Linked DNA regions of Mus musculus: regions 1 and 3 are each linked to region 2. A link is a loop called in an ENCODE intact Hi-C map of the cell type or tissue named here. Cell type or tissue: heart. All regions are shown on one strand. Region 1 has its middle 15 kb from the start of Phlda3. Region 2 has its middle 9.6 kb from the start of Csrp1. Region 3 overlaps Lad1 (ladinin).

The links. Hi-C counts contacts between places; a loop is a spot of excess contacts. Peaks named below come from ENCODE experiments on the same cell type or tissue, not always from the same donor. Only the 100,000 strongest peaks of a DNase experiment are listed, where the experiment ranks them.
Region 1: it touches region 2 in a loop (7-fold over the local background); 31 of 42 quality-filtered maps call a loop at or near these places.
Region 3: it touches region 2 in a loop (3-fold over the local background); 2 of 42 quality-filtered maps call a loop at or near these places.

Annotation. Positions count from the first base shown.
Region 1 is chr1:135,780,261-135,782,760 of GRCm38, forward strand. No RefSeq gene overlaps it. Among named protein-coding and RNA genes, the nearest start is that of Phlda3, 15 kb to the left of the region's middle. In heart, a CTCF peak has its summit at 1,213 (motif pointing left); a DNase peak (open chromatin) is centred at 1,181; H3K27ac peaks cover 467 bases.
Region 2 is chr1:135,718,296-135,720,795 of GRCm38, forward strand. It overlaps a transcript of Csrp1 not described here. Among named protein-coding and RNA genes, the nearest start is that of Csrp1, 9.6 kb to the right of the region's middle. In heart, a CTCF peak has its summit at 1,355 (motif pointing right); DNase peaks (open chromatin) are centred at 1,446 and 1,936; H3K27ac peaks cover 1,110 bases.
Region 3 is chr1:135,828,156-135,830,655 of GRCm38, forward strand. Lad1 (ladinin) reads left to right here. Exons shown (of 10, transcript NM_133664.3): 4 at 560-664; 5 at 1,534-1,577. Among named protein-coding and RNA genes, the nearest start is that of Tnnt2, 6.9 kb to the right of the region's middle. In heart, a CTCF peak has its summit at 989 (motif pointing left); no DNase peak of the experiment used is centred here; H3K27ac peaks cover 1,305 bases.

The DNA.
Region 1 (2,500 bases), 62 kb after region 2:
ATAAGCGAGCAGAGGCCATGCATAACACTAGACATGTCGGGTGGAGAACAGATCCTAGTAAATATCTGGGAGGAAGAAGACTCTAAGAGCCATAAGAAGTCTGAGTTGCGGTGATCCAGACACCACACGGTGGAATGGGCATAAGCATGGTGAGCCAGGCCTGGCCCTGGTGGGCTCTGAGCCGCCTGTCCCTCAGGCCACAACAGAAACACAATAGTTCAAGAGAGCCCTCTCAAGATGGGACAGCCGGTGCCAGGCTGCCCAGCAGGACAAGGAATCTTTGTGCAGGCTTCAGCCTTTAGATCCTGCTCCACCCTCCCTGGCCCTGGGGGGTTTGGGGAATGGCAGTGGTTGGAGGTTCAGATCCTGAAGAGGCTGCTGAAGAGGCTCATCCTGTGTGACTTGTGCTGGGACTGGGGTCACCTGGAGGTCTCCAGGGAGCCAGAATGGATCTGGGAACAAGCTCTGGTCACTGGAGCCTGGGGGAGGTGGGCGTGCGTTTGTAGCTTTCCTTGGACAGAAATGTTAACGTTTCTACATAGTTTTCCTTTGATCCCCACAATGACCCCCTGGAGATGAGTACAGGATGATTAACCACACTGACAGGTGGGAAAACAGATCCAAAGAGAGGAAAGTTCCCCCCGGGGCTATCTAGAGAGAAGAAAAGGATGCTCTGGGGCCATAAAGCACTGGGTGTGGGTTTGGGAGTTGAGCAAAGAACAGTTTGCTAAAGCCTTTTATGTTCAAGAGCCCAGAGTCACCTGGGGTGGGAGCCAGGACTTTATCTACTGTGATGGTCACGATGTTTCATTGTGCATTTGATCCCTCTCCTTCCTCACCGTCATCCATCCATCCATCCATCCATCCATCCATCCATCCATCCATCCATCCATCGAGGGCAGTCTCCTGGGAACCTGGGCCAAGTCATCAACATTCTAGGGAAAAAGAGGTGCTGAAAGCCGCAGCAGGGAAGCCCAAGGGCCACGGGGACAGCCCAAATCCACTCAGCTTTTCCTTGAAATTCCACACACCCTGGGCGTTTGGCAGGAGCCTGGAATGTACTTCATCGGAACAATTTGTCTTTCATGGTCCATTTGCATCAATCAGCCCATTGTTCTATGCCTTTGCCTGGACCACTCTGGCTAGCTGTGGCCTTCCTGTGCTTGTGGGTGGACCGGTTAGGAGACACGGAGCGCACGCATATGGGGAGGAGCGACCCCTGGTGGTCCGACCTGTAAACACACAAGTTCCCTGGCTGAGCGTTTCCCAGTGTGATTTTCCCTGACTCCTGGAAACAATGAGAGAGAAATACTTTGGGAGCTTCGAAGGTATAAATAACGCAGGTAAGCCAGGCACCTGATGAAACAGAGGGCGCTGTTATGGGGGGGGGGGCTGTACACATGCCCAAGCCCCGCAATGCATGCCGGGATTGCCTCAAGTGTCTGTGGCTGGCCATCCTCTTTGGGCCTAGAGCTTTATTAATAAAAGGAACGAGTGTGGACAGGAAGACAATTTCTAATACTGCTAAAACCCCAACCATAGAAGATTCTTCCGGGTTTGAATTCTAGATCTACTAGTTATCAGCTAGTTGTCAGCTAGTCACCCCATGAGCTTTCGTATCTCCATCTTGTGAAATGAGGAGAGCAACCTTTAGTGCCTGTTATGTTGGATTTTATGTTTGGGAGTTACTGTTCTTTGCTAATATTTCTTTGTAATTATATAAATCAGTTGTGGGAGTCGGGGTCATCTGTAACAGGCAGAGTGTTGGACAATTCTAATTGTTGGAAGCACACACACATTTCCTACGGAGTACAAGGTGACTCTCCGGCCTCACAGCCTGTGAGACTTTTTTTGTTCACTTTTATATGTATGAGCCTTTTGCCTGAGGATATATATGTATGCCTAGTGTGTACCTGCTTTCTACAGAAGTTAAAAGAAAGTATCCCTCAGAACTGGGTGCTGGGAATTGAACCTGGGTCTTCTTTAAGAGCAACAAGCACTCCTAGTGGCTGAGTCAGCTTTCCAGTCCCAACAAGTGTTCTCTCAAAGTTTATGTAGTGCCATGGGGGGGGTATATTTATGCTTTTTGTTAGTGATCTTACAAATCATTATCAAGTATAGTACTCTGAGGTTCCTAAGTACTAACAGACTGCAATATGCCTCATGGACAAAGTATATAAGATAGATCATTTTCATGGAGGGGTGCACTATTTGCTGTTGCCTATGAATTCGATGTTAATGGGCAGTGTGTATTCAATATGGTGTCTTTAAACAGAAATGCCCTCGGTACATGCTATGAATTCATTTGTTGATATCAGATTGTGTCCAGGGGCTCCTGGGTACCGAACCCTATGTTTCTCCTAAGAGCAAAGGGTCTCTGTTTGCTGACTGAGTGTGCAGGGTACCATAACTACTGCAAATATGAAACAGTTATAGTTATTTCCCAACATGTCAACTGTGCAGTTGCCGCTGCCCCCCCCCCCGTGACTGTCTACCTCCT
Region 2 (2,500 bases):
ACAACTAGTTACAATCTATGAGACACTCTGAGAAGGAGTATGGAGCAGATTTCAAGAAAGCCTCAGAAACACGGTAGACAGCAATAAAAAGCTGTTACTTTAAAAAATATATGTTATTTTATGTTTAAATCAGCTGTGTGTATATCTGTGTACCAGGCACCCACCTGAAGAGGCTAGAAGGTGTCATTGGATGTCCTGGAACTCCAGATATGGTTATGAGCTGCTGTATGGATGCTGGGATTTGAACTCAGAACCTTTGAAAGAGCAGCCAGTGCTCTTAACCACTGAGCCATCCCTCTAGCCCTGAAGTTATTGTCTTTAAACTATTAAGCTTCGTATGGCTTGGGACCTAGCAACAGATAATCAAAACATGCCATCTCCACATGCCACAAGCCTAACCATACATCCTTCATCCTCCTCCGTCTTTGGAAAGGAAGCCTAGGACTCTGCGTGCTAGGGAAATGTTCTACCATTGACACACACACAGGCCATCAAACTATCCTTTCTAGGCCAGCTCCTAGGCCTGTCTCCCCTCCCCTGCCTTACCCACACTGGGATTCCTGGTGTTCTTCTCCTCTCCACAGGTGAGAAAATAAATACCTCTTCCCAATCATTCTGCCGAGGCGAGTGTCCAACTGCCAGTAAGCACTAAGCAGATAGTAGCTCATTCTTTAAAAATAAGACAAATTATCAATATATTTAAAAGCCTTAATGGGCAGTGGTGGCGCACGCCTTTAATCCTAGCACTTGGGAGGTAGAGGCAGGCAGATTTCTGAGTTCAAGGCCAGCCTGGTCTACAGAGTGAGTTCCAGGACAGCCAGGGCTACACAGAGAAACCCTGTCTCAAAAAAAAACAAAACAAAAACACTAGAAGGCTTATTTGTGCACAGAAAGCAATCTTGCATAAGATTCGTCATTTTGAAGATAAACAGATGCCCAATATTTGAGTGGAAAGGAAAGGCCAGACATGGTGGCACATGCCTTTGATCCCAGGACTCCAGGACAGCCAGGGCTATGTAGAGAGATCTCGGCTCAGAATAAAAAGTGTGGAGGATGAGAAGGAAGACAGATACTATATGACAGAATTGTAAAAAGATTTTGGGAATGGGGAGCCTTTTTTACTTTTTTCTTTTCTTTTCTTTGGGGGGGGGCAGGTCTTTTTGCATAGTTCTGACTGTCCTGAAACTCACTATGTAGACCAGATTGGTTGGCTTCAAACTCTCCAAAATATGCCACCATGCCCAGCCAAGGGGGTAGGCTCAATAAAGATATATAAGATATAAATTTGGGGTTTCTTAGGGTGTGTGGCCAGTTGGACAGGAAAGGGTGAGGCTACGTGTCCTTTTTTAATTCACCAGAAGGTGGCGATCTTACTCCAGGTCCTTGCAAACTCTGGCTTCACTTCCGTTGCCACAGTCCGGAAACCCAAGGGAAACACCTGCACCAGATGAAGCCCCGCCCCAATCTTTCCAACCCCCCAAGCGACCAAGGAGAGTTAAATTCCTGCTTTCCAGAAGCTTCCAGGCTAGCAAACGCCATGCTTCTTGAGTTTGCCTTCCCGGTGAATGGGTTCTGCAAGAGTCATCCGGTTCTTTTTACTCCAGAGCTCAACAAGTACCACCAAGTCAACTCCTATAGAGCAGAAATCTGGGTCTTTTTTTAAAGTCCATTTCAGCACTAAGTACATAAGCCAGGTGACCCTGGAGCAGTGTGGGGAGGGGCACCCTCGACCAAAGAATCAAGATTACAAAGCCAGAAGGAACGAAGGAGAGGGCCGATGACTGGGACTGGCCTACCCAGAAGGGACAAGATGGAGGAGAGAAAAGGCCTCAAGGAAAGGCGTTATCCTGCTGAGCCTGTGACTCACCCTGTGGCCTAGGTCTCCCTGGACAGAGCAGGTCAGTCTCAACACTAAGTAAGTTCACAGACTCCCTGTCCCCGGCTTTGCCCTCCCTCCCAGGCCCTCCTGTCTCCCCTCCCACACCTACTTAGAGAGCCAAGCCTCAGCCTTGCCTATTTTGGACAGAGGCTGTCCAGGGAGTGAGAGGGCCTTGCTGTGCGTGGCTATCAGATCCCTTGGGCCCAGGAAGTGGAGGTCGAAGAGGAGAGGAAGTGGGCACTTAAAAAGCTATCCGGACTGTTTCCCAGTGTCCTTGAGAACCCAACCCGGAGCCATTTCTGTGGACTTCAGCATCACCTCTCCCCTGGAACAGTTTTTGCTCCTTATAGTGTGAACTCCGGCTTTTCCTTCAGACCTGGGTCTTTGGTCGGGCTTCTCTGGGTCAGCATTTTATTTTATTTTTTTCCACCTGGATTCCCCCTTTCTTGTCTCTAACCACCAAGTGTAACTTTCCATTGATTACATGTGGCCTTTTCTGGCCTTTCTGCTCAATATTGCTGTGGTCTTGGTACCACTGGAAAATCTGTGTGCTGGAAGTTTGAAAGGGGCTGGGACTTTTACCAAGTGAAAGCTAGTGGGACTCACTGAGTTATAATTGCC
Region 3 (2,500 bases), 110 kb after region 2:
AGCTGGTCTTGGTGGTTTCTTCACTCTTTATTATTCCTCACTCCTGTCAGAATAGGACACTGAGTCACGGGCAGATTATTAGACCTGCAAGGGGCCATGTGCTGGGAACAGCTGGGTTCTCAAACCAGGTCCTAGACTCCAGCTCCCAAGCCATTTGCTTCTGCTCAGAGTCAGGGTAGCCTAGACTCCTGTTTTCTAAAGAGCCTTCCAGGGAAACCAGCACCCATTAAGTATGGGCGTCTTAGGCTACACAGCAAACTCTTAGGAAGCCTCGGATCCTTCCAAAACTAAAGCTCTGCCTGGTGGCTGGGCTACATGAGACTATATAGCCACTGCATGGCAGAGAGAGAGAGAGAGAGAGAGAAAGAGAGAGAGAGAGAGAGAGAGAGAGAGGTATAGGCAGTCTGATTGACTCTCTTCTTCCATGTGTAGCTTCTGGGATGAGCCAGAACACCCGAGGTCCCCCCTGGAAGTTTGGGTTTGGGGGTTTGGACCTGGGAGCACCCTACAATTGTACTGAGGAAGATGAGCTCTTGTCTGACACCTTTGCTCCACTCAGGTGAAAATTCCCAGCAAGGATGAAGATGCAGACACACCTTCACCCACCCTGCTCACCTACAGCAGTTCCCTCAAACGCTCCAGCCCCAGGACCATCTCCTTCCGGGTAAGAGCCAGGGGACCCTAGTCACCAATCAGCTGCAGAACACGCAAAGGAAACCAGTACCCATAAAGCAAGAGCTGTATGTTAGACAATAGGAAGGGTCTTCTTAGAGACTGGATAGAGAGGAGCTTTGAGTTATGGGTACCCAAACAAGAGAAGTCATTCTAAATAAAGAGAGCAGGTTGAAGATGTAGAAAACTGGTGTGTGTGTGTGTGTGTGTGTGTGTGTGTGTGTGTGTGTCTCTGTGTCTGTGTCTGTGTCTGTGTAAATGAATGTGAGCAGCCCCACCTAGTGGATAAGATTAGGACTGCAGAAAGATGCACTTGCCGGACCAGATTGGCCTGTCACAACCCTCTTGTGTCTTCATCAGTCCCTGTCCTTCCTTGGGAGGTAGGGGCAGGGCAGAGAGCAGCAGGTTTCTCTCCAGTGTTCTCTGCCCCTGCCTTGCTGTGGTGTGATGAAATTGGAGAGTTTCATCTGGTCTGTCTCAATGCTTTTGTTTTCTGCGTCATCTGTTCCTCCATCGATTGAATGTGCCTTGTGCCCTTGATGTGTGCTAGGCTCTGGGAAAGAGCTGGTAGGACTGAGGTTGACCAGTACTCCCAAGGCTCAAGGTCCCTGATGAGGTAGTTAGGAATACAGGTTGTAGTAGGTACCTTGGCAAGGCTGGGGAGGCTGAAACAGGGCTTTGGACCCACCCTGGAGGATGAAGGCAGGTGCTTTCAGATAAGATTTTTAATGAAGGCTTGATACTTTGAGGTGGGGGCTGATTCTCAGAAGTTAGATGCATCCTGAGAGCTAGATTCCTCACTGGAGAGGGGACATCGACTTCCTGAGACCCTCACTTACTAACCTTACCTTCTTATTTCAGATGAGCCCCAGGAAAGACAACTCAGAAACACCCTTAACCCGCAGGTGAGCTGCCTGGAGGCCTTGCTTGCTTTGGTCTGGTCGTGTGTATATATATTTTTTCCACCTGTCATCATTGTGTCAGGCTGGGCCATAGGACGCATGAAGGAAGATGAAGGCTTTGCTTGTGGCTCTAAATCTGTCAGGGTGACAGGATTGACAAGAGGCCCTGGGGTTGGGTGAGATGGCACTGGGAGGGATTTGTCACCACAGCTTTGTGTGCTATGGCAGGGAGTCAAGTACCTGTCCCATGACCCTTCCCATGCTTGGAGGAGACATAGTTTTGATGGGGCTCTGAAGAGGGAGGAGGAAGCTTTTCTCTTGACGTTGGAGTGGGAAAGGGTGAGAGAACGTTCCAGAAGGGAGGCTATGATTAAGACAAAGACAAAAACGACTCAGCTGTGGCAGGCCTAGAGTGGGGCCCAGGAACCTGCATGTTTAGTAAGTACCCTTGCTTTGTCACTCTGAGGCAAGCAGAGGGAGGATGGTATGCTGTGTGAGGGTGTGGGAGTAGGGGAACGCAGACAAACACAAAAAAGTTCTAAAATGTAGTGCAGGCGTTACACGTTCTGTCCACCTCGGCTGTATCCCCTGCCTACTAAACCTTTAGTAAGAGCTCCTGTTCCTAGGGCTGGGGCTGGCTGGGGTGGGGGGTGGAGCAAGAGGAGAACAATGACAAGACACTCATTTGAGATCTTTGAACACATAGACACCCTAGCAGGCAGATGCAGGGACAGCGAGCGGTGTGAACCAAGAGTGGGATCATAGGAGCGGTTATGACCAACCAGCCTGTGAGAGCTGAGGTGTTTTTAGTGGAGGTGACAGGGTGTGAGAGGGGAAGGGAGGAAGGAAGGAAACAGTGGGAAGCACTCCTGATCCTGGGATGCCGGATCAGGCAGGCAGGCTGTTCCTCAGAGGTGAGAAGGTTC